Regions from separate parts of the Mus musculus genome. Here regions 1 and 2 are each linked to region 3. A link is a loop called in an ENCODE intact Hi-C map of the cell type or tissue named here. Cell type or tissue: left cerebral cortex. All regions are shown on one strand. Each heading gives the region's core, and the rest is flanking DNA. Links, peaks and the distances in the headings are about the cores only. Region 1 has its middle 84 kb from the start of 3110015C05Rik. Region 2 has its middle 32 kb from the start of Gm38397. Region 3 has its middle 76 kb from the start of Gpbp1.

Region 1 (6,808 bases), core at 728-5,727, 270 kb after region 3:
TGCAACCCACATTTTGTATCCTCCTTAGAAGTCATTGCTCTGTAAGGCTCTTCCTGACCTACACACATTTTAAAGATTTTCTTGTGTACTCCATTGTTCCCTGGGCCTCCCTCCATTACAGCATTTTAGCATATGGTCTTAGGAGAGACTTAAGGCATCTCTTCCCTTTGTTGAACATAACCAAAAAATTCATCATCACAAATCAGTTAAAATTATTCTGAGCAATATGGAAAAGCTATAATTTAAATTGATATTTGTTGGCTTTTCTTTTTACCATTTGTCCACAAACCTTCTAAATTACCTTTGAGAGATATTTAAATTGTTCCCCTGCCCTCAAGCTAGACATCCTCTTGCCATAGTTTTCCCACTTTGAGATTGTACGTATGTGTCACCATGCCTAACTCTAATCATTTTTATAGGAGAAGATAAAGGGATCGATCCAAAGTACAATTACCAAATGTCACTGAACCTAACCCTAATGCTTGTTGTTTCTACAAAACCAAGATCCCCCAACTTAAAGCATTCTTTCCAATAAAGCTTTATTTGCTTCTCCTTTACTGGGCTCTTAAAACTTCCAAGATTCTGAGGAGTCAGTGTTGTGTAGAATCCTGAAATCCTGGAACTGGAAGAACTGTTAGAACACACCCATTCTACAGGTGAGACTCAAAAGCTTATGGAGGTTTAAGGTGACCTATACAGCCCACCCCCATCTCATCTCCTCAGTGGAAATCGCTCTTATTCATCTGCAATGTCGACAATGCCCCTATCTCGATTTTAACAGGGCCATCAAAAGTATAAAGCAGTGTTTTCTAAACTTGGTTAAGTGTTTAAATAATCTCTTCCACAGACTGGATTTTCTAGGTGTGAGGTGAGGTTACTGTACTTTTGACAGGCTCAGATAATTACAATGGTCAGCTTCATCTGGAAGGCTCAATAAACTCAGAGGCTGAGTTACCAGGATTGTGCATCCTAGCTAATGGACTGTACCATTCTAGGAAATGAGTTTTTCCAGTTCTAATTGGCCCACTGGAGGCCAGTAAAACAACAGTAGATATCTTGTATGAAAAACTAAAGTACAGAAACAGGAGTGGCTCAAACTTAGAAGACTCTAAAGTTAGGATCTGTTAACACAGAAACATCTGGCATAACCACTGAACTGGATGTGTGGTTTCTTTCCAAGGGCTGGAGAACCCCCACCCCTTACTGTGAGAGGCTGTTTTTGTTTAGGGCATTTTCTTGCTGGACCATTTCAGGAAGAAGGGGAGAAAGGAACTAGAGCATTACTCAACAACCTATTCTGTGTTAGGAATGAATGAGGTGGGTGGTGATTCATGCTTTTAATCCCAGAGCTTGGGAGGCAAAAGCAGGCAGAGCTCTGTGAGTTCCAGGCCTGCCTAGTTTACAGAGAGTTCTAGAGCTACAGAGAGAAACTTTGTCTCAACAAAACAAACAAACAAACAAACAAACAAACAAACAAACAAACAAACACACAGGAATGACTAGGAGCTTGAATTGAGGAGAGGAAAAAAGTAGAGAGAGACCCCAGAAGGGAAACAACGCTGCCACATTTCACAAAGCATTGCATACGGACTCTTTAGCTGGTGTTGCTACATTGCTTTCCTCAGGCTCTTCATGGATTTGGCCACTGTTTTTGTGCACTTAGGACAGGAGAGATGTATTGATTCATGCAGATAGAACTCTGATAGACCATGTAGGATTAAAAGTAGAACAAGCCAACTGAATGAAAGATCTTGCTCAGAGGATGCCCACAGACTACAGGATCGACAGGCATCCTGTGCACACAGAGCTTTTGTAGTTCAGAATTTTGTCTTGAAGCATGTGCTGATTCCATCCATATGTCCTAAATGTTCTCTACTCAGCAGTTACTGATCCATTTCAAATTTCTTCTGCTTAACTATTTTTTTTCAAATTTAATTAGATGTCCCATGTGTTTCTTTGCTAAATCTGGAAATCTTACCAGAAGACCACAATTGCTCTTAAAATTTTCTAGGAGTCTTGCTGACAGCATTCACAAATGGTAACTGGGTTGCCAGATAACCTTACCCAGACTATTTAGGGCAGGCTCATTTCAGTCAGTCCAATTCAAAGTCTTCCAACTTTGGCTCATTTTAGAGCTATCTGGAAGTGTAAGAAAAAACATACTTAGGTCCTATCTCCAAATTTCTAACCTATATGATGTGGTGTAGGATCAGTCTTGGTATTGGTAAATGCATTCTGGAAGGCAGGGACCTGGCTAGGTCAGAAATATGTGCCAAATAGAAACCTATCTCATTATTTTCTGCTGTATAATTCTACAGTGAGCAGGAGCCAACGGCAAGGGTCTCCAGTACCTATTGTATGAGGTTTACCCAAAAAGCAACACATTGGTGGGAGTTGTACAGTGAGAGTTTTATTGCAAAGAACTGGTTTATACAGTTGTCGACATGAGGAGGGCAAGTTGTAAAACTCCAAAGGATGGTTGCGACATGATGTGAAGCTGTGTGACCCAGGTAGAACTCCTTCAGGGAAGCGTCTCTGCTGCACTTAAAGCTGTTGAACAGTTTTCATGAGGCTGCCCAGATGAAGGCAGCTATTAGAGACTTTCCTTATTTAAGTTGCCGAACACCTTCACAGGAACACTGTGGTGATTTGAATAGGTTTGCCCCCCATAGTTGCATGTATTTGAATGCTTGGCCCACAGAGAGTGGCACTATTAGGAGGTGTGGTCTTGTTGGAATAGGTGTGACCTTGTTGAAGGAAGTATGTTACTGTGTAGGGTGGCTATGTTGTCTCCTAGTGCTTAAACTCTACCCAGTGCCGAAGGAAGCCTCCTGGATGCCTGTGGAATCCTGGCTGCCTTCAGATCAAGATGTAGAAATCTCAGCTCCATCTCCAGCACCATTCTGGCCTATGTACTGCATGCTTTCTATCGTGATGATAATAGACTAAACCTTTAAAACTGTAAGCCAGCCCCAATTAAATGTTGTTCTTTACAAAAGTTGTCATGGTCATAGTATCTCTTCACAGCCATGAAACCCAAACTAAGACAAACACCTAGATTTCATGTCAGGTTGAACAGGTGGGGGGGATCAAGGGCCCAGCCAGGTTGGTGCATGAAAATGACCATTCCATTTCTTACAATTTTTCCCTAAAAGTTAGCTGTAGCTGTTGAGCAGTGACTATTCATGGAAGAAATACAACGAGAAAATTTGTTTTAGGTGAATGATTTTTTAAAATCACTCTTCTAGTTGAAATGACACAGGAAGGGCTGGCACATACCTTCCCAGTTCCTAGTGGGAAGATTTAATGGAGGAAAGCTGGATAGAGAAGGAACTGAAGGATGAAGAACCAAGTCCTCCTCAGAACCTGTGGATTGCAGAAGGAACCAGAGCATGATAGAGCGGACAGAGCATGATAAAGAGGAGAGATCCTTTTATAATCTTGTTTGAACAGCTGGGTGTGAGGCTCTGGTTCAGTGTTTTATTTAAAATGTACTTTGGTGCCTTCCTTAAGAGCACAGGTGGTGCTAATGAAGTCGAGGTTGTGAGTGTGATTTCTCTCTGAGTCATTTAGCTTCCGAGCTTCCTAAGAACAGATTGCACCCTTCACCCTGTGCAGTCCACAGCTGTTGGGTAGGGAGGAATGCAAAGCTCAATGCAAAACTTATTCTTATAAGATACAATTTTCTAAACACATGAAACTCAAGAAGTATGAAGACTGAAGTGTGGACACTATGCCCCTCCTTAGAAGTGGGAACAAAACACCCATGGAAGGAGTTACAAAGTTTGGAGCTGAGATGAAAGGATGGACCATGTAGAGACTGCCATATTCAGGGATCCACCCCATAATCAGCATCCAAACGCTGACACCATTGCATACACTAGCAAGATTTTCTCGAAAGGACCCAGATGTAGCTGTCTCTTGTGAGACTATGCTGGGGCCTAGCAAACACAGAAGTGGATGCTCACAGTCAGCTAATGGATGGATCACAGGGCTCCCAATGGAGGAGCTAGAGAAAGAACCCAAGGAGCTAAAGGGATCTGCAACCCTATAGGTGGAACAACATTATGAACTAACCAGTACCCCGGAGCTCTTGACTCTAGCTGCATATGTATCAAAAGATGGCCTAGTCGGCCATCACTGGAAAGAGAGGCCCATTGGACACGCAAACTTTATATGCCCCAGTACAGGGGAATGCCAGGGCCAAAAAGGGGGAGTGGGTGGGTAGGGGAGTGGGGGTGGGTGGGTATGGGGGACTTTTGGTATAGCATTGGAAATGTAAATGAGCTAAATACCTAATAAAAAATGGAAAAAAAAGGGCTCTTCCACATTCACAGCCTCTTGCAACTGAAAAATTTCCCAGGTCAAGAATTTGGACACAACAATGGCAGTGTCTGACTCAGACATAGTCCAGTCAAGCCCCAGTCTCTTTACTAGCAAAATTATGAAGGGCCTTAACAACATTATGAAGGGAGGGGGTGCTGTCTTGTAGCCCAGTGGCTCTGTGAATCTAAAGAGTGGTGTTCCAGACTACTAAGTAAATTGAGGCAAGATAGTTAGTTGGTCCTGAAGACTTCCTGGAGCCCTGGGTTTGCAGTTGATTGTGGTCAGAGAGGTGCCTGTTCATCATGGGGAAGAATTTAAAAGCCAGCCACGTCCAGCTTTACTTCATATTTGAACAATACAACTACTATCCAAACCCGAGACACTTTTCAGGGTGAAAAGGAGTACTTATAAGAACTGGCTGAGAGCAATGCATGCAAGTTGGAACAAAGACACTCAAGGTCACCTTGGTTATAAGCAGAGGAGTTTCATGTAAATGATTCTGATCAGGGGCTTGATTTAATTCTTTCTGATTTCTCCAGTGTGGCAAAACAGAGCAAATTTACTTGTATTGTTGAAGAGAAGTAGACTCTTTTGCCAAGAATTAAATGAACTATGGAAAAGAGTCTAAAACCAAGGATACTAGTAGAAGATGATGAGAATCAGCCAGCAAAGAGACACCAAGGATGACAGAACACCTGTGAATGGCCAGTGTCAGGCAATCAGTAGCTATAATAGCAGGAAGGAGAAATGCAACCTACTATGAGCATTCAGAAGAACATCATAGGGACAGAATGGTGAAGCAGAGACTCGTGTGACGGCTGTTAGTAAAAATGGCACAATGTAGTGAGTATGAATGTGGGCTCGCTTCTGCAGAGCAGCTCATTGTTCTGCTGCAGAAATGAGGTCTCGACTTTGAACCTTGAGATTCTGCACTTGTTTCTTCTCAAAATAGAAGCACTTCAGAGCTTTCTCAGTTGAATGCCCTCATGTAGAGCCAGGCTTGTCTGAGAGCTGAATTGGATAAATGTTTCTGGAGATATTTGGTCCTGAGATTGTGTCATTAGGATTGTAAAGCATATCTAATTTACCTAATGGATTATAATGTCTTGGAAATGGCTGTAACGATCTATTTACACAGAATGCCTGAGTGCACAGACCATTTGTATAAATAAGCAATTATGCTCCCTGCTGTCAGGATATTTTTGGTCTGTAGATCAGTTACCTGATGCCTTTAGTCTATGGCATTAATTTGGGTAGTGATTATATCCTGGGCGTCATAAATCTTCAGCTAATCATTTATGAAGAGCAGCTGCTTGAGTCTTGGCTATTTCTGCCTAGACGTTAAAAGCCAGTCTATAAACTTCAGTTTTAAGTTAGGGAGTGGCATACAAAAATCCAAAAAACATTCCCAGGTCCATTTCATCTGCAGTGTCGAACGTGTGTGTGTGTGTGTGTGTGTGTGTGTGTGTGTGTGTTCATATTCTGGGAAAACGGAAACAATTCATATTATAAGCACACAGTCAATGTCAGGGGCCACATTTGAATATATTCCTTTTGTTACTTTCATCCTTAACCTTGGATTTTCCATTGCCTGTGACTTTTACATGTCTCACCAGTCACTCTTCCTTTTTGTCTGTCTGTAGCATCACCTGGAGCTGGGTGGATACTTTACAGATCTCTGTTCTAAGATACAGTGAAGGTCTCTTTTCCTCTCTGTCTCACTGTTGGCCTGCAAAAGAACCCCCTGACCTAGCTGGAAATAGATTCACTGCAGAATTCACTTCTGACTGCGTTCGATCTTTGGATGCCTGTCATTTATGGTACTTTCTTCTTCCATTTCCTCTTGCCTCTAGCATCCATCATTGATGATTTATTCATTCACTTATTCATGCTCTGTCCTGTTTGCAAAGGATCTTAACATTTTACAAGTGTGTCTGATCAAGAAAAAGGTAAATTTGAAGTAAGAAGTGCAAGTAAAGGGAAAATGAGGTCTGATGTATTAAGGTGGGTTTAGATACCAGAGGGCATAGCATAAGGTTCTAGGCCAGTGGTTCTTAACCTTCCTAATGCTGTGACCCTTAATACATTTGCTCATGTTGTGAGCAATCATAAAAATTATGTTGTTGCTTCATAACTATATTTTTTCTACTGTTATGAATCAATATCTATGTTTTCTCATGATCTAAGGTGACCACTGTGAAAAGGTCATTTGACCCCCAAAGGGATCAAGACCCCCAGGTTGAGAAACACTGTTCTATGTTGTTGTCAAAGTAGACTATGATTTGGGCCTTAAACTTCTTAACAAGCATTAAGGGGAAGTGTGACCTTCACCAGAGTTGCAAGATTTCTTAGAGAAAACCAAGTCAGTCATATAGGTAGAACACAGTTGTTTGAGATACTGAATTAAAGGGAAAAATCCCTTGTGTCCTTACAGAGAAGACACCTTTGCCAATCTTCTTGTCTTTCATTATTCAGGGTCCTC
Region 2 (6,808 bases), core at 1,262-6,261, 540 kb after region 3:
AGTTCCCACAGTCTCCCGACTTCCCTGTGAAGCAAGTCTAATTACCTCTTATTGACAGATGAGGAAACTGAGGGTTCAGAAACATGATGTAACTTGTCCAAGTTCTCACGGTGAGCAAGGGACATGAAATGAAATGGGCTGGAAATGAGAAGACGTGTCTACCTGAAGCTGCAGCTTGTGCAGGTGACATGCCGCTCATAGTGTGCAAGCCCTTAAAGTCCATGGGCTCTGTGTCCAGCTTTTATATAATAGTATCATCCACGTCACTGCCTTGTGGGCCTGATATTTCAGGACAACTGTAGCTCCCATGTGATTCTGTAACACCCCTGCTATAAAATGCCACTCAAAAGTCTCACAAGTACCTTCTGAGTGCAGAATGAAAAAAAAATCCTAGTCAGTCTTACTGGTTTTAGGCCCAGAGATCTTTCAAAGAGCATCTTTCACGAAACCTTCACAGTAGCCATTAGCTCAACATCAAACTGACTTTCCTTGCAGTACCTAAGATTTCAGCGTGAACTGCCTGAACTCAGCCAGGCTTTTGCTTGGTCATGCCGAGGATGGCACTCGTCCTAGGAAACCTGAAATGCAAACTGTTACTAATTTGCCTACTGTCCCAGTTTTGTCACTAAGGTAGCTTTTCTGTCCAGCTGTGAATGACACTAAATTTTCAAGTGCAAATGCTGCATTGGAACCCATGAGGTGTGTTGCACAACATGTCCCAGTGTCCCCATTCTGGAGAGGGCATAGACTTGCTATCTGTTTATCACTCACCAAGGCCCGAATCTTGTCAGTAATGGAATACCTAAGACATTCTGTTCTTAGTCAGGGGCCTCTGGCCCTGCACATACCTGTGGGCTGCATCAGGCGATTCTTTCTTTAACCTCTGTTTCTCTCTACCAGCTTGACAGGATCTTGAAAGCTTCAAAGTTCAATTTAATTCCAGATCGATTAAAAATAAGAACACATTGTGTCTCACCATGTGAATCAACTTAGGTAATTAGAGAAACGACAAAGAGTTCATTGGAGCTCTCAGCAAAAATTTCAGTGGTATATTGTCTGCTTTCAAAGCAAACACAGTTAGCTGGTAACCCATAGGTACACAAATCTAAAGCCATGACAGCTTTATTTCTTGCCAACAATTTTTGTACATAACATTTCTGCAACTGTGGGCCCTGTTCGTGTTTTACTTGTCTCCTCAGGGTGGAGTAGAGTGGAAATAAGGGATAATTAAGAGCTTTGGAGTGCATCAGAATAGATATATCTGTAATTGGAATGGAGATAGATTGGTTATGCAGGCATGCATAGATATGTCACTTGATAGTAAATGTCTTACACATTATAAATCAGTTTTCCCTGTATCTATTGTTAATGTCAAATTTCCTACATATTTGCAGTTCTCCCCTTCTCTCTATATTGCTATATACATATAAAGCCTACATATGTATAAATGACTATATATATATATATATATATATATATATATATATATATATATACAGAGTGAAATATATATAATTTAAATAATGCATATGGAATAGGTACATTATGTGTGTATGTAGGTATATATGTACACACAGACATTTACATATATGTATGAATTGTAGTGATAGAAAAATACATATTTACATAAAAATAAGTACCAAACATTATATGTATATAGATATATTTTTCTATACTTGTTAGATACATATGTGTGGCATATGGTACCAATCATATATATCATATATGCATGGAATGTACAGTTTCTATACAGAGGTGTAGATATATACAACCATGTATACATGTGCAGGACTCTATGCATTTGTCTTCAGGGTTCTTACTCATGTTTGATAAAAGATGCTGGCAAATAGTTTCTCTTTTGTACAGCTTCCTCCATCCTCCCAGGCACTTCTGCTCATTTCCTGCTTCATACTTCACAGCTCTTTGTGTAGACAGGTGGTTCTACAGCTTGTAACACAGTAATTACCTGTTTACGGCTCTGTGTCCTCACCTGCCCTATGTGTCCTTAAAGTCAGAGCCTTTCCCTCACATGGTATAGTAGGTGCTCATTTTCATATTAATATACTCCTTCATGAAGCAATTTGCATTTTATAGTGACATTGTTTCAGCATTAGTCAGCATTCATTTAGAGGACTGTTATATAGTTTAGTGTCCAATATTATGTAAATGTGCAGTCACAGAACTGATGGTGCATAAAGATGTATGTCTTCAATATGTGTCTCCTCAAATTTATACACTACGGACTAAACACATCTATATATGTGTATGTGTGTGTGTGTGTGTGTGTGTGTGTGTGTGTGTATACATGCATATTGTTTATATATATGATTATGTATTATTCATGTATATATACACATTGAGATATATACATAGGTGTTTATTATACTCTCTCTCTATGTATGCATATATATACACACACACATACATATATATGTAAGTATATAACTACACACACAGACACACACACACACACATATATTAAATGAATGGTAGAAAATTTGCCCTGCATGCATAAAGATTAGTGTCAGTTCCCAGTACCAAAAGAAAAATGAATCTTATGCTTATCCGAATCTCTAATGTGGTAGTATTTAGAGATGGGCCCTTGGGATATGATTGAGGCATGGAATGAAGGAACTCTTATGAATGGTATTAGTGCCCGCATCAACGAGACCCCAGGGAAAATTCTTACTTTTTCTGCCATGTGTTGACTTTAGAAAATGATATCCATTTCTGAGCCAGGAAGTAGGCTCACACCAGACACAAAACCTTCAGAACTTCCCAGCTTCAGAACCATTTATAATAAAATGCTCTAGCCACAAGCCACTTCACTTGTGGTGATTTGTCATGGCAGCCCAAAGGACTCAACATACAGGCACACATGTGAACAAGCAAACCTAAAATTTTAAGTGAATTCAGACATACCCATGCAAAGCATCACAGATACCTTGCTTCAACATCAAGACGTTTTCCTGTTTCTTCTGCTACATCCCTCGTGTGGTACTGTCTTCTTTAGGAACCAACGAGAGAGGTGGACGGTCATTTCCATTCCCATTTTTTAGTGAGTGTAATTTCCAAGGCAGGAGCTTGCAGGAAAGCCCTTCCTCCCTCTACCCCATTCATGACAGATGTGTCTCCTGCTAGCTAGGAGCTGAAGATCCGAGATACCCAAGCTCATTCATCAGCAGCCTTCTGAATGAAGCCTCTGGGATTGGATTTAAAGTCCTCATTGCTGATAGAATATGCACTTTTTATTTGTTGCTGATCTCTTTGTCCAGCTAAGTGGAAAGGGCCTTGGGCTGCAATTTAAATGGCTTGAACTTGGTACAAATGTCCTCTTTATTCACAGAGAAAGCTGCTAGCAGTGAGAGCTGAAAGACATTGTTGAGTCTCCGTATGAAAGTACTTGAAACTAGGGCATTGTTCTATTTATCTTGGGTAGAGTCTGAATGGATGAATGGCCCAGATAGCCACTGACCTCCCTCTAAGCCCTGATAGTGTAAAACTTCCTTGGAAATATTTCTTTAATACTAGGCATGATGCTTTATGATTTCAAACACCAAACCTACAAAAACAAGAGCCTAGATTTAAAGGGTTTCTTTTCTTCTTCCTTTTTTTAATCTCATGCTATGTGTTGGCTGCTTTGATTGTTCTCTATAGCTGGCACAGTGCACAGATCATGTAGGGATTTCAAAGTTATTCTAAGGGAGAGACATACAATAGGTTTGCAAGGAGAAGCCATTTGAAGCCTAACTTCTAATGACACTTGTGTTATTGATTTCTTTTGAGAATTCTCTCTCTCTCTCTCCGTTTTGCTCTCTTTGCTTTTGTTTCTCAAAAGAGAAACCTAATGTCTTAAAGGCAATCTTTGAACAATTCATTAAGCCCTTTTTGTAAAGAGCCTCAAAGCTTGTCACGCTTTCTGAGGATAAAGTTAAAGAATGCTTTTGAGACTTTGAGTGGCAGGCCTGTCAGTGGCACGTGGTCCAGCTGCTTATTATTCAGTGTTTAGTATTGTGGCCATTCACTACGATTTGTAACTCCTCCTTACCCAGGAGGTCTGCACCTTGTTATCTACTATTCCCTTTACCTAGAATATTTGCCACAGACCTCTTCCTAGGGTGGACTGCTGACTTGTATTTTAAGTCTTAGTACCTACATCATCTCTTCTGGGAGCCGTGACAGATCGGTAGCACTTATGTGCTTTCCTTTATACTTCGTGAGTCCATCTCATATTTCCTTTTTGGTAATTGAATAACTGTCTAATTGTCATCCACATTCCGCCCCTGAGTTGGGACTTTTGAGAAGAAGGAGGAATGAGGCTGTGTCTGTCCTATTTCTTTATGTACTTGAAATCTAACAGCCCTTAAGTGCTAAGTGAGCAAAGAAAACTACTGAGCATTTTGGCTTTGTTAGCTTCCACACTAGGTGCTGGTGGGAGAGGAGGGTAAAAGAGTCTCAATTGTTCGCACATAAGATCCAATAGACCAGTTATCCCAGGTATACTTTTTGGATACTTACACTTCTAGGGGACACAGAAAAAGTAATAATTAAAATGTCCTCCAGTGCAAGTATGTACCAAGGACCAAGGCACCAGGGCACACTTTAAGAAGCAAATGATATCTAGGAGATAATCCACCAGTACTTGGAGCACAACAGTATAAAAACTTGGAAAGTTCCTTGCCCTTTATAGCATGCCTTTAAGCATGAAAACCAAACATTCATTTTTTAAAAATTAAATTAAATTAATTTTTTTATTTATTCACTTTACCTCCAGCCCATTGCTCTCCTCCCAGTCTCCTCCTCCTACAATCCTTCCCCCATCTTCTCCTCTGAGCCAGTGCCTCCTCCCAGCCCCCAGGTATTCATGCACACTGGCAATTCAAGTCTTTAAGAGGCTGGAGGCTAGGAACTTCCTCTACCACCAAGGCCAGATAAGGCAGCCCAGCTAGAAGTACACATCCAGTGCACAGGCAATAGCTTTTGGGATAGCTCCCCCTCAAGGGGATAGGAAATCCACAGGAAGACTAACATCGTCAATTAACCTGGACCCTTGGGGGCTCTCAGAGTCTGAATCACCAACCAAAGAGCACACTTTCTTGTGTATTTGAGACTAGACTGTGAGCCTCATATGGATATGAGTTAATGGAGTTATTCGGAAGCAGTCTTACAATTAACACTAATGTTTCCCACCTTCCTCTGTAAGGTCCTTGCCTTTCAATTTAATTAAATAGAAGCTGCTACAGAGAAATCAATTAATCCAAAATGGCTACTGATTGCTCCCGAAGTCACACCATATGGGTTTGAGATACCTGCCAGAAGACCTCCAAGGAACAGAGCTGGTTTATGTGGCTGGATGGGAAGATGCCAGCTTTCAAAGGTCCTTGTAGGTGTATGCCTCTGTGATTTATCTGGGAAGGGGTGGAGCACATAGCTTTTAGCAGCTTCCCTGTATCCTGTTTTAATGTCCATGCCAGCAGAGGTGCTTTATCCCCGAAGCTGCCGCCCTGGGCTCTAAGGAACCTGAGGTACCGCAAACATGCTCTAGCTCTGCCCACGTGTTCCATGATGTCACTCCCAAGTGCAGCTAGGGATTGGTCAGAACCAGCATGGCTTTCAGCAGACACATATGAAGTGTGGAAGTGCCAGCTTCATTGGAATGAGCAAGCAAATTCCTCTCCTCCAGGACAGCCCATCTGTGTGGAGGAATCAGATTTCCCAAGGAAGTTTCCACAAGCCACATACCCCTCACGCTCCTGCCTCATCTGAACCAGGAAGGTCTGCCTTGTTTTCCAAAGCTCTGGTCAGATCCTAGAAAGGTTTTCCTTGCTGGGTACAACCACCAGAGGTACAAAGATGGTACCCTGCAGCCCTGTCTGCTTCTTTCCACTTCAGAACCCAATGTCAGTCTCTTCCACTCACCCAGCTACTCATTGAAAATTTCTGAAAAACTTCTTGTATGCCAGGAGCCATTTGAGACCAGTGTCTTCCTTTGTAGAGACTGCTTTCCTATAAAGAAGAGCTAATGATCAATATAAGTGCCTTGTTGTAGAGCAAGAATAGTAAGTAAGGTAGAAGGCTATGGAATGGAAGGCTGTGGGAGGGGCAGAAGGTATAGGTGGAGATTTTCAGTGGGGTAAGGAAGTCATTCATAGGATATCAGATTACCCGGGTGGATATACAGTGACAGTCAATGATACATAGAGAAAGATAGGCAAAAAGTGGCAAGGCCCCTGGTTTTGGTACATGGAGTGGAGGAGAGTTGTAAGAGAGCAAAGGAGCACCTGACAGCTAAGATCTGGGAGGATCTTGATGTTAGAAGCTAGGGCTTTCTGCTCCTTGAGAGCTGTGGAATCTGAGCACAAAATGGCCCGGTCTAGAGTCAACTACGGAGGTATCTTCCCTAAAGGGACAGCTCTACCCATACATAGCACGAAGACACACATTTGTACTTGTGGAGGAACAAATCTTTTCCCTTTGAAAGTACAACTGATGGTCACTGAGGCACAGTAGAAGCATCAACTGTTGAGACTATAAGCAATGGCATAGCTCCAGGGTGGGGCAACTCCTAAACTGAATCCAGAATGCCAAACAGTAGGCTGCTATACATCATGCCCCATATTTCTTTTTGCTTTCAATTGTAGTTCATCTGTAGCCTCTTCATTCCACCCAAACTTACTTCATTCTTATGTTCTGAACTCTTCTTCTTTGTAAGAATATATCCCATCAGATCTAGGCCACCTGTTTGATGTCTTAGCTACATGGATTAGAAGCCCATTGTTGCTTCTTAAAATGTCTTAACCTTTCCTTA
Region 3 (6,808 bases), core at 1,124-6,123:
AGAAATCTGCCTGCCTCTGCCTCCCGAGTGCTGGGATTACAGACATGTGCCACCACGCCTGGCTAAATGTGAACTTTCATGGAGTTTTGGTGGGGATATGAATTCTGGAAATAATGTGGCCTTTTTATAAAATAGAACTAAACATTTGAACGCCTTCTGGTCTAGCATTCCTTTTGGAGGGGGTGTCAATATCAACAGTTCTAGTGGTTTTTGTATTTTTGATTTTTTTTTGGTGCTATTTCATATTAAATATATGCTTCTACATATGTATTTGTATTTTTAACCACATATTATATATATAAGTGACAAATGTATATCATATACCTGTATACCAAAAAAGCCACTGGAAACAACATAAATTTTCATAAAGGGATTTTATATAAGGTATTACATGCATAATATGAACTATTGTAAAAACATAAAAAATGAAGATCTCTACATTTTTGCCTGGAGGATACCCTTGAGATATTAAGTGAAAAAGGAAAATTGCAGATTATTAGGTATGGGATGGTGCTAGTTTAAAAGGAAATTTAAAAGGAAAGTAAAGAAGTCTGTGTGCACACAAGCTGTACATCAGAGCATGGCAAAAGTTTTAAACTACTTCTTTTTTTTTTCCATTTTTTATTAGGTATTTAGCTCATTTACATTTCCAATGCTATACCAAAAGTCCCCCATACCCACCCACCCCCAATCCCCTACCAGACGGGTTTAGTGCAGAGTTCTATCAAACTACTTCTTAAGAAGTAATTGTTTCTGAACAAGAAGAGAGGACTTGGACGGGAAAGGAGAAAAACAATTGTTGGCTAAGCTTTAATTACTCAAGTAATAAATCTGTTATGCTTGTGAATAAAATTTAGAGGTCGTGGTAGCTTGAATGAGAATAGTCACTACAGGCTCAGATGTGAATGCTTGGTTACCAGAGAGTTACGCTATTGGAAGGGATTAGGAGGTGTGGCCTGGATGAAGGAAGTGTCACTGGGGGTGGACTTTGAGTTCCCAAGCCAGTCCCAGTGTCTTCTCATCCTGCTGCCAGTGGATCCTGATGCCGACCTCTCCGTAGTTCTCTGTAGACACTATGTCTTCCCGTGTGCTGCCATGCTTCTCACTATGATAATAGACTACCAAACCTATTCCAACCACCACAACTGAGTACCAAGTTCTGAAACTGTAGGAAAGCCCCGATTAAATGATTTCTTTCATAAAGGTCCCCATGGTCATGGTGTCTCTTCAAAGCAATAGAACACTGACAAAGACAGAGGCAAAGTTGGTCCCTTGATTGACACTCGTAATCCTATCTCCATCTATTATTCCTAATGGAACATGTAGCCTTCCTCATGTTTTCTGTCCATTTATGTAGCTTTATCTGTACAGGAAGAGATTTTTATACATGTAACAATGTTTGGAACCATGTAGTAAGGGTCCTTCTATAAGATACTTTTCTGCTCCAAAGCTTCTTAATTTTCCCTGTTGTATTTCTCTACTTATTTATGTGTTTGTGTATGGGTGTGTGTCTGTGTGGTGTGTGCAACATTGTGCATTTGTGGATGTCAGAGGACCAAGAGAAGTTAGTTCTTTTTTTCCATTAGTAGGTCTTGAGGATTGACGTCAGGCCATCAAGCTTGGGTAGGTATCTTTCTCCACTGAACCATCTTACCAGCCTATCCCTTGGTAGAGAAACTCACAGAGGTAAAATGTATTATTTTTGGGTCACAGAGAATAAAAAGTTAAAGACGATTTTAAAAATAGATTCTAAGGAGTTGCCTTTATTTAATTTTGTGGAAATGCCTTTAAAAGAATGTACAAATATATGTTTTGTTTCATAATCCAAAGGAAGTTTTAAAATTTTTATTTTACTTCTGTGTGTGTATACAATACATACAGGTTTATGCTTCCTATATGCACTTGTGGAGGGTAGAGACCAATGCCAGGTGTCTTTCTTTATTACTTTTTTATCTTGTTTTGTTGTTGTTGTTGTTTTTGGGGTAGGGGGTCTCAGTTACTGTTCTATTGCTCTGAAGAGACATCACGACAAAGGCAACTTACTAATTAAAGTATTTAATTGGGGACTTGCTTATAGTTTCAGAGGGTGAGTCCATGACCAGTGGAAAACGTGGCGGCAGGCAGGCAGGCAGGCAGGCAGGCAGGCAGGCAGGCAGGCAGGCAGGCAGGCAGGCAGGCAGGCATGGTGCTTGGGCAGTAGATCTTATCTGCAAGTTGGAGGAAAGACAGAATGAGCCTGGCGTGGGCTTTCGAAACTTCAAAGCTCACCTCCCTCCTGTCCCCAGTGACAAAACCCCTCCAATAAGCCCATACCTCCTAACTCTTCTCAAAACATTTCTACAAATTAGAGATCAAACATTCAAATATATGAGCCTATGTATGTAGTGTGTGTGGTGCTTTTCATGTTACCTGATAGGGTCTGAAACCACCACACAGGGACTCTTTATACTGAATCTGGAACTCAGTGATTGGCTGGACTAACTGGCCAGCAAACACAGGCATCTTCCAGTCTCCACTCACTGGTACTCAGTTGTGGTGGTTTGGATAGGTTTGGTGGTGATAGACTCATGTATTTGAATGCTTGGCCCACGGAGAGTGGCACTATTAGGAGGCATGGCCTTGTTTGAGGACATGTGTTGCTCTCAGGGGGAGCTTTGAGATCTCTTCCTATGCTCAGCTCCACTCAGTGTGGAAGAGAGCCTCTTCTTGATTGGTTGTAGAAGACAGTTTCTTCCTGGGCTGTCTTTGGATCATGATGTAGAACGCTTAGCTCCTCCAGCACCAAGTCTGCCTGCATGCTGCCATACTTCCTGCCATGATGATAATAGACTGAACCTCTGAAACTGTAAGTCAGCTCCAATGAAATGCTTTCTTTTTATAAGAGTTGCCTTGGTCGTAGTATCTCTTCACAGTAATAGAACCCTAACTAAGAAACAGGCTTACACATTTGTGCTGTCACGCTCGGCTTGCTATGAGCGGTAGAATGTGAACTGCTTGCACGTCAGAATTTTACCACAGAGTTAGTCAGTGTAGCCAGGTTCTCTTCGAACTCACAATCTTCCGGCTTCCTCACAGGTTCTTGGATACATGCATGTGCTCTACCTGACTGGAGGAGATTTTAAAAATTTACAAACAATAAAGTGTTGTATAGCTTTAAAGGCAATTGTATATTGCATTTGTAATCCAAAATAGTGACAATCCATAGGGTACCCTGGAATTATCTATGCCCACCAGATACACAAGAATAGTATCTAGTACCTAATGTTTGTAGATTCTCGCTAGTACTGGCTCTCTTCCAGAACAATCCTCTCCTGAACAGGAGTTGGGGAAGGTTTAGACTGTTGGGTTTTTTGTTGTTCTTTTGCTTGTTTATTTTGGCTTTTCAAGATAAGGGTTTCTCTGTGTAACCTTGGCTGTCCTGGAACTTACCTTATAGACCAGGCTGGCCTTGAACTCAGAGATCTGCTTGCCTTTGCCTCCCAGTGCTGGGATTAAAGACGTGTGCCACCACTGCCCAGCGATCAGTAACTTTAGACTGTGACTACTCATGAATCTCCAGTGTTTCTGTCTGTAGCTCCTCGAATCTACCTGAAAAGCAAGCAAAAGTCAGAAGCAAATTTCTTTCTTTTTTTTCCTTCGAGACAGGGTTTCTCTGTGTAGCCCTGACTGTCCTGGAACTCACTCTGTAGACCAGGCTGGCCTCGAACTCAGAAATCTGCCTGCCTCTGCCTCCCGAGTGCTGGGATTAGCAAATTTCTACTTGGTATTCTGTATACAGATGAAGCATTTAGAAACACATATCTTTGATCTTTGTGAAATTATCGGCCAAGGAGAAAGGCTCTTTGGACTCACAGAAATGGAAATAATTCCTTTTCTGACATGACAACAAATGTCAAATATATTCGAAGATCATTTTCACAGGTATATATCTCAGTGACCAGCAGAGGGGGCCAAAGAGCTGTTGATGTCTACTCGCACAGCACACATGATAATGTTTAAACTTTGTATCCAGAAAGTATCATGGCTTTAATTTTTCTGACGGAAGTGAGGCTAATATATGCATAGAATTGTACAGGTATCTTGTTGCAAGAATCCCAAGAGTTATGAAAGAAATGCTTTTTACATACAAAAACAAGGCCACCAAACTACTAAATGATTCAGTAGATAGCTTCCCTCCTCCACATTCTCTCCAATTCCAGGGTCCAGAATCAGACATTTTAGACACTGACTTTACTTTGCCTTGGGGAAAAACATGTATTTTTTAAAAGTAATTTGACAACAAAACACACATTTAAAAATGTACCGAAGGGCCTGGTGGTGGCGGTGAATGCCTTTAATCCCAGCACTCAGGAGGCAAAGACAGGTGGATGTCAAGTTTGAGGCCAGCCTGGTCTATGGATCAAGTTCTAGTACAGCCAGGGCTACACAGAGAAACTATGTCCCCCCACTCCACTCCATCCCACTCTCTGGGGGAAAAAAAAGGTACCAAAGAGTCTTGGTGAATGACACCTTTCTTTCCCACTAGATCCTTAGCCGCCCCACTTCAATGAATGTCCACCTCTGTAAGGCAGTTTTAAAAATAAATCCTGCCATATATGACAAGTCCTTTAACAAATGTAATAATTCTTTAATATATATATACATATATATACATATACATATATATATATATATATATATATATATACACATATATATATATACACACATGCACACACACACAAAACTTTCAAATAGGAATTCAGGAGTCCTACCTCTGTTCCACAGAGGTGGTGTATTGATCATTGGTATATATATCTATCAGCAGACACTGACTACTGGTTACCAAGAGTGATCATAAGTGCAGGGCGGGCAGCAGTCCACAGTGGCATGATGGCAGACAAGGTTGTCTTACGCTCTCCATCCTCATCCCTTCTATAACTTTGCTGTTAGCTAATTCACGGGGCAGGCTGTGTGTTGTTTGATGAGAGAGCACAGAAGAAGGTTGAGCGCTAGGACCTTGGGGCATGTGTGCAGCATGCGCCCCTTTCCTTGGTGTCCCCTACCTAGCATCCTCTTCTCATTGATGGTTCTTCGTCCAAGTCCAAGTATACCCTGTCCTTGTTTGGGTTTCAATAGCTCGGAAGAGGAAACCATGGCCACAACAATTCTTACTTAAAAAAAAATGGCTTGCATTTCAGATAATGGTTTAATCTATTATCATCATGGCAGGAAACATCGCCTCGCACTCGCCTCTCTTTTATATATATCTTGATGCTACTTTTTCAAAAGCTCTGGGGTCAAGGTTCTATACATAAAACACTAGTCTCCAGATGCCTGATCTGGTTGGGAAATCACCGGAGCACTGAAGACTTCTCTCAGGCATAGCGTTACTTTCTTCTTAAACTATATTAGAGTAACCCAGATAGTGACTTACAGCCTGGCTTTATCATGTGGTCTTTCGAGTTTCCTCCTTGCTTGTGGGACTCAAGCAACCCAGTTTAGTGGGTGGTATCTGAGGGAGAGGCAGAAAGAACGTTTGTAAAAATTTCCTTTTAAACTGAATAATACAGGGCTATGTGTTGTGGCCATCCTTTTTATTGCACATGAGATCTCAAGAATGCACGCATAGCACATAACTGAAATTCTATACCCAGAAAGGACATTTATGTGCTAAGAAGTTGTCAGGTAAGTATTAGATTTTTAGAAGTATTATTTTAAAATTGGTATACACATCTTTACATATTTATCAGTACCACATGATGTCTTGATAAATGTACATTTTATGTGACGTTTACATGATGACAAACATGTCTGTCTTCTCAAATATTTGCAGTATTTTTGGTGAAGAAAAACAAAATGAAAGCACCCTAGCTTTCTTTTTAACTGTACAGCATATTTATTGTTCACAATGTTCACTCATATGTGTATGTTACATTTTCATAAGAGTCTATTATAACATGCACCAGGCATGATCGTGCATGCATGTTCCATTTGGGAGGATGAGGAAGGAAGATAGTGAGATCAAGGCCAGGCTGAGCTATATACTAAGATCCTGTGTTAGTAAACAGCAACGAAACTTGTGTCTTTAACTGACGTTTGTGATTCAATCTGCCTAGTGCAATGACAGTCCAAAAACCATTAACTTCCAGGAGACTGGAAGGGATGAAAGGCCACGTTAATCCAGGTGTGTTAAATGCCTTTTTAAAATTAAAAATCGAACACTAGAGGGCGGCAAAACACTGTCGGCAAAAATTCATTCGAGCTCCAAAGCTGTTTTCCTGTAAAAGAGGAGGTGTTTGCTGACTAGCGTCAAGAAAGAGCTGCCCTGATATTCAAGATGCTTCTCTGCACCCAGCCTCACTCAAATCTTTGTGCTTGCTTTGTGTTTTCCTCCACATCACCTCCCTGGCTCCATGATTTGCTTTCCAAGCACACACACTTGTAGGTAGTGTTTCTGCAGGGACCTCTCTCAGTTCATTTTCAAAGACTGCTAACTTTGGTCCTCTTAGGACATACTGAGTCTTCTGGGGAGAGGCAGCCTCTCTCTCTCTCTCTGTTACGGATTGTAAACCCTGGGGGGTGGGGTGGGGTGGGGTCCTGTGAGCGTGCTCATAGGGATGACCCTGTAGTGTCTCGAAGGATGCACTGGACAGTCAGAAAGCTGTGCTGGATTTGGCTCGGTGCTTCATTCTAATCCTGTTTCCTCTGCTTAAGATGGGACTGATAAGCCAGGATATCTTCTCAGTTGCCGCTTCTGATTCCCCCGTCTAAGTTGTGGGAGAAAAGACGTGCCACATTTGGCTGTATATGATGGCTGAGTGTGGTC

Evidence for each region. Hi-C counts contacts between places; a loop is a spot of excess contacts. Peaks named below come from ENCODE experiments on the same cell type or tissue, not always from the same donor. Only the 100,000 strongest peaks of a DNase experiment are listed, where the experiment ranks them.
Region 1: a loop joins it to region 3, with 2.2 times the contacts of the local background. A loop is called at or near these places in 2 of 42 quality-filtered maps.
Region 2: it touches region 3 in a loop (2.9-fold over the local background); 4 of 42 quality-filtered maps call a loop at or near these places.

What each region holds. Positions count from the first base shown.
Region 1 is chr13:111,141,664-111,148,471 of GRCm38, reverse strand. No RefSeq gene overlaps it. Among named protein-coding and RNA genes, the nearest start is that of 3110015C05Rik, 84 kb to the left of the region's middle. In left cerebral cortex, for the core only: no CTCF peak of the experiment used is centred there; a DNase peak (open chromatin) is centred at 3,558; H3K27ac peaks cover 1,482 bases.
Region 2 is chr13:110,868,490-110,875,297 of GRCm38, reverse strand. No RefSeq gene overlaps it. Among named protein-coding and RNA genes, the nearest start is that of Gm38397, 32 kb to the left of the region's middle. In left cerebral cortex, for the core only: no CTCF peak of the experiment used is centred there; a DNase peak (open chromatin) is centred at 3,245.
Region 3 is chr13:111,410,494-111,417,301 of GRCm38, reverse strand. No RefSeq gene overlaps it. Among named protein-coding and RNA genes, the nearest start is that of Gpbp1, 76 kb to the left of the region's middle. In left cerebral cortex, for the core only: a CTCF peak has its summit at 3,938 (motif pointing right); DNase peaks (open chromatin) are centred at 3,950 and 4,341.